2 separate regions of the Homo sapiens genome follow, and region 1 is linked to region 2. Evidence: chromatin contacts called from ENCODE Hi-C or POLR2A ChIA-PET data. All regions are on one chromosome and are shown on one strand. The core of a region is the stretch at or near the end of the contact, and the rest is flanking DNA. Distances in the headings are between cores, read along the strand shown. Region 1 holds the start of ZBTB7B (zinc finger and BTB domain containing 7B). Region 2 holds the start of RPS27 (ribosomal protein S27).

What was found. A loop is a pair of places that touch in the nucleus more often than their neighbours do. ChIA-PET counts read pairs that join two places held with the same protein, here RNA polymerase II (POLR2A). Pooled maps may share reads with other maps.
Region 1: a loop to region 2 is called in a pooled map, with 8 times the contacts of the local background. The contact joins the promoter of ZBTB7B here to the promoter of RPS27 in region 2. A Hi-C loop is called at or near these places in 1 of 37 single-sample maps with no recorded cell type and 4 of 50 pooled maps. POLR2A ChIA-PET finds 5 or more read pairs at or near these places in 1 of 52 experiments (BJ).

What each region holds. Positions count from the first base shown.
Region 1 is chr1:155,001,438-155,004,156 of GRCh38, forward strand. It overlaps ZBTB7B (zinc finger and BTB domain containing 7B), which reads left to right and starts at 1,365. Exons shown (of 3, transcript NM_001256455.2): 1 at 1,365-1,506. RefSeq lists silencers at 264-503, 614-803, 2,514-2,633.
Region 2 is chr1:153,989,312-153,992,011 of GRCh38, forward strand. It overlaps RPS27 (ribosomal protein S27), which reads left to right and starts at 1,451. Exons shown (of 4, transcript NM_001030.6): 1 at 1,451-1,491; 2 at 1,804-1,912; 3 at 2,255-2,365. The coding sequence starts at 1,486. It also overlaps a transcript of RAB13 not described here. RefSeq lists enhancers at 1,176-2,375, 1,332-1,691, 1,389-2,369.

The sequences.
Region 1 (2,719 bases), core at 115-2,614, 1.0 Mb after region 2:
TCCGCAGGCTCAGTCAGAAACATCCTTCACCCGCTACCTTTCTCAGTTGGGGGACTCCTAAGTATTTATCCCGGTCCTCCCCAAAACCTACACATACCACACATCCCAAAACATCCAGGCACCCCTCGCCACCTGGGTCTCTCAGCGAATTCATGTCAAGCTATCCCTCCTCGGTGGAGACTCAGTTTCTCCACTTAGGGAACCCGCGGGATGGAGGTGGGGAGCAAAAGCGTCGGCGCGCCCCCTCCCCCTTCGCAGACTGGGCCCCTCCCCTCCGACAATGCCAAGGCCGCAGCGGGCACTGGCGACAGCACAGAGGCTGCTTGCCTGGGGCGCCCTTCCCTCCCCGCGGGGCACCGTCACGCGTGGGGAGGGACGCAGGGCGCCCGCAGGCTCAACTCCCCGGCTCCCTCCGAGAGGGGGTGGGGCGTAGGGGCCGGAGCCGAAGGCCTGGTGGCTCCCCCTCCCCCTCCCTTCTAGGTCCCTGACCTGATTACAGCCCCTCACGGGACCCCCTCCCTCAAGACCCTAAGTCCCCAATTCACCCCCACCCAGCCTATCCCTAACCTCTCATACCCTTCCCTCCTGAGGTCCTGACCCTACAGAAGCCCCTCTTGAAGGAGAGGGAGCCCCTGTAGGGGGTGCTCGATTCCCTGGCCGCTGCGGACACTGCCCCCTCCCCCCTCCTCTCCAGGTTCCAGGCCAGCCCCTCGGCTCCGCCCCCTCCCTGGACGAACGCAAGGCGAGACCTACTGGAGATGAGCGGGTATTCAGGCCAATGAGCGGACAGGGCGGTGGCGTGCAGGGGGCGGGCAGAGCAGCAGCAAAGGGCTGGATGGGGGCCGGGGGCGGAGTTTGAGTTAAGGTGGACTGGGAGAGATAGGGGCAGGAGAAAGGGGGGGGAGAGAGGGACCGCGGCAGGTGAAGGGAGACAGAGAGAAGGAAAGAAGGAGGGAAAGGAGGAGGGTGGGAAAGGCTAGGAGAGCTAAGTAAGAGTTTGGAGAAGGGGGCAAAAAAGGAGGGAGGGACCCATCTGCGCTCTGCAGGGACTGGCTGGACGAAGGGGTTGAAGTTTATGTCCTTATTGGGCGGAGGGAGGGGGCCTGGGGGGGCGGGTGAAAAACCAGGAAGTGACAGAGGGTGTTTCTAAGTGTTGGGGGGGGGGAGTTTGGGGGGTGGCAGGGGCGGGGGGAGGGAGGGGAGGGATGGGGGGAAAGCAAGCTGGAGGACAGGTGAGACAGCAGGACAGGTGAGGCGGGCCCTGAGGGGGGGGCGGGTGGGAGCCAGGTGAATGTACGGCTCTTGGCGGCCGAGGGGGGGCGGGCGGCAGGAGGAGGCAGAGGGCGGCGGAGGAGGAGCCCCCCAGCAGCGAGCGGCGAGCAACTGACCGCGGCCTTCTGACCAGGACCGGAGCAGGGCCCCAAGCCCCCGGGCCTGGTGGGGGACGCGCTTCTTCCCACACTGTGAGCCTCAGCAGCTCCAGCCAGCGGACCCGACGGCTGAGAGGTGAGTGTACCCCACTTTTGTCTCCTGGCTCGGGGTTCACTAGGCTCGAGACTACTGCAGTGTCCTTCGTCCGTCCTGTAAGTGGGACCCCCAGATACACACGCATGCAGATCACATTCCCACCACTCCCCTTCCCTGTGCTTTCCCAACACCCCGGGTCTCTGGAATTGGTTTTAACTGAGATGAAAGACAGAGAAGGAACTGCGGATGCCCCCCAACCCTAGGCGGAGGGTCCCCAGAAAGTTTATCTGCACTTCTCCTGGGATCAGACAGACAGACGGCTTCGGGATGGAGAGGGGGTGAGGCGACGCTGAGCGTTCCCCCAGTCTCCTTCGTGACTTTAGGGGGAGACCCCAGACCGGACTGAGTTGAGGGAATGGAAACGCTGACGGACTCTAACTAGGACAACGCGCACCCCCCCCCCACCCCGCGCCCCCTGGCGCGGTGGATTGGCCCCAGGCCAGTTGCATGGGGGTTGGGGGGGCGCAGGAGGAGCCGCGGCTTGGGGGAAAGTTACCGGCTGGACTATTCGGTTTCTTGCGCTTCCAGAGCCGCGCTCTCTCCAGCGGTAGTGGGGCTCAGCAACAACCTCTGAACCGACATAGAACGACCGCTCTCTTCCCTGCCCCTCAATCCCACTCCCTTCCTTCAGGCTCCAGTCCCGCCGCTACCTTTTCCACGCCAGCTCATGACCACAGAACCCAAGAGCGAGGGCGGGTGACTAGGAAGAATTCTCCTACCTACTACCCGTCCCCCCACCGGCGCCGGCGCACCTGCCCCAGCCCAGAGTGGGGGTCGCTACTGTGTTGTTGTAGAACCTACAGAGTGCGCCTGGCAGAAGGCTGCCATTCAAAGGGGTGGGGGGCGCTGCTTTCAATTTCCAGCTTTCTCTCCCTCCTCCCACCCCATCCCAAGTAAGAGAGCGACGTGTCCCGGCCAGAGCGAGGTGGGGGCGGGAGTGGGGGGGCGGCGTGGGCAGCGGGTTGTGCCCGGACACGTGCCTGCCCAGGCGCCCCGGCCCTGCTGGTGTTTAGAGAGAGGGCGGGTCCCCTGCCCCCCGCCCCGCACAACCCCCACGTATCAAAGGGCGGCTGAGACATGGTGAGACCTCGGGGCGCCCTGGGGGGCAGGGGGGCGGGGAGCCTGGGTCCGGAGCAGGGGAGGGGCAGAGGCGCCGGTGCTAGCTGACCCACAGGAAACGAGCGCTGCTGAC
Region 2 (2,700 bases), core at 201-2,700:
CGATCTCCGCTCACTGCAAGCTCCGCCTCCCGGGTTCACGCCATTCTCCTGTCTCAGCCTCCCGAGTAGCTGGGACTACAGGCGCCCGCCACCGCGCCCGGCTAATTTTTTGTATTTTTAGTAGAGGCGGGGTTTCACCGTGCTAGCCAGGATGGTCTCGATCTCCTAACCTCGTGATCCACCCGCCTCGGCCTCCCAAAGTGCTGGGATTACAGGCGTGAGCCACGGCGCCCGGGCAAGAAAAAATTATTCAAGGGAGTCTCTCTCGAGCCTATTCTGGCTGCCTATAAAAAATTAAAGGCCGGACGCGGTGTCTCACGCCTGTATTCTCAGCACTTTGGGAGACCGAGGCAGGTGGATCACGTGAGGTCGGGAGTTCAATACCAGCTTGGCCAACATGGTGAAACCCCGTCTCTACTAAAAATACAAAATTAGCCGGGCATGGTGCCGCATGCCTGTAATCCCAGCTACTCGGGAGGCTGAGGCAGGAGAATCGCTTGAACGCGGGAGGCGGAGGTTGTGGTGAGCCGAGATGGCGCCATCACACTACAGCCTGGGCAACAAGAGCAAAACTGTGTCTAAAAAAAAAATAAAAATAAAAATAAAAAAAAAGAAGGCATCTTTCACTTATCCCCATCACCTTCCGTGTCCATGCTTGTCCCTTCTCAAGCTAAACTATTCAATCTCTTTTTGTCCATTCTCTCACCTCTCATTATCTCCTTGAGTCTTCCCTATTTCTTTTCACTGACCAAACCATGTCTCCCCTGTTTATTTATTTATTTAAGACAGAGTCTTGTTCTGTCACCCAGGCTGGAGTGGATCTCGGCTCACTGTACTTCCGCCTCCCAGGTTCATGCGATTCTCCTGCCTCAGCCTCCAGAGTAGCTGGGATTACAGGCACACGCCACCACGCCTGGCTAATTTTCGTATTTTTAGTAGAGACGGGGTTTCACTATGTTGGCCAGGCTGGTCTTGAACTGCTGACCTCAGGTGATCCACCCGCCTTGGCCTCCCTAAGTGCTGGGATTACAGGCATGAGCCACTGCGCCCGGCCTAAACTGTTAAATTAAACCAATAGAAAAAGAGTTAAGAATATAGGTATTTAAAAAATAGGACGGAAGTCCTGGATATGGCTCCTTCTCCCTGGTGTTTTCCTCAACCTTTCCTATTTATTAGGCTCCAACTGTCAAGGTATGGCACAAAATTTTAAAAGTGTCCATTTATCCCTGGATAGTGATCAAACGCTGACCTCAAATTAGCAAGGTAACCCTCTCAACATGGTGACGCATATGTGTCACAACTAACAGTTAAAGACCTTCCGAAAATGGCAGCTCCCTTGTCTCCCCACTGCGGCGGATCAAAGTAAGACGTTCCAAACATGGTGGCACAAGATCCTTGCGTCATTTCCTGTAGTGTGCTCTATATAAGGGGCAGGATTTCCGCTTTCGCTCCTTTCCGGCGGTGACGACCTACGCACACGAGAACATGCCTGTGAGTGCTTTGGTCCAGGTTTCGGCGGAGATCTCGCTGTTCTGTCCGAACTCTCCCCTCACGCTGATTTCGGATCGTAGAGGGTCCTCATTTACCCTCTGCACTTCTTAGGACATTAACTCCAGGGACCGCAGCGGCCCACGGGCCACCCGCATAGACGGGAGCGGAGAGGAGATAAGATGGCGGCCCAGCTGCGCAGACACCAGGGGCGGCGAGGGGCGAGCTCTCCCCGGTGTGTGACAGTGGGGGCTATTTTCGACCATCCCATTTTCGCTGTTGGTTTCTAAATCTCTGCATTTCTGTCCCTCTTAGCTCGCAAAGGATCTCCTTCATCCCTCTCCAGAAGAGGAGAAGAGGAAACACAAGAAGAAACGCCTGGTGCAGAGCCCCAATTCCTACTTCATGGATGTGAAATGCCCAGGTGAGGAGACGGCTTGCTGTAGTGGGGAAAGCACTGGACCTCAACAGTTGGAAAATGTTGTAGTGTTAGCTGTCTCGTATCCTTGAAGCTGTGCAGCAGCTTCAGTTTCTTCGCCTGTGGAAAATATTTTCCCTGATACTCTTAAAATTTGAATGTATGAGACTGGCAAAGTTTTGCATCTTAGGAGGAGTGATTCATTTCACCGTGATCTCTCATCACATTTCACATACAACCCCTACGTTTTTTTGTGTTGGGAAACAATGTAATGGATGATGAGTTGGGCATAAGTGCAGGAAAGACGGGTGTAATAGAGGAAAAAAATGTTATCTGCTTTTCTTTCAGGATGCTATAAAATCACCACGGTCTTTAGCCATGCACAAACGGTAGTTTTGTGTGTTGGCTGCTCCACTGTCCTCTGCCAGCCTACAGGAGGAAAAGCAAGGCTTACAGAAGGTAAATGGTTTACTAATGTGATTTGGGGCTTTGAGTTTGATTTTTAGAAATGGAAACATTTCTTAGGATTTTTCGGTCTTAACAGTGACAGGGATCATCTATAATGTAAATTTTTAGACAAGAAGTGTTGGATTTGGTTGTTTTAACTAGATACTACCAAAAGCTATGTATTAATCTCAAAGCACTACTGTCTAAAGCGGGGATAAATGGGTGATAAAAGGGCTTAAGTTGATAGGAAGTAACCAGTGATACAAATGCGCAGGTAGCTAAGAGTTGAGAAAAAAGATGTAGCTTTCTGTGGGTGGATCATCATGCATCTGCTTTTTTGGGAGAGG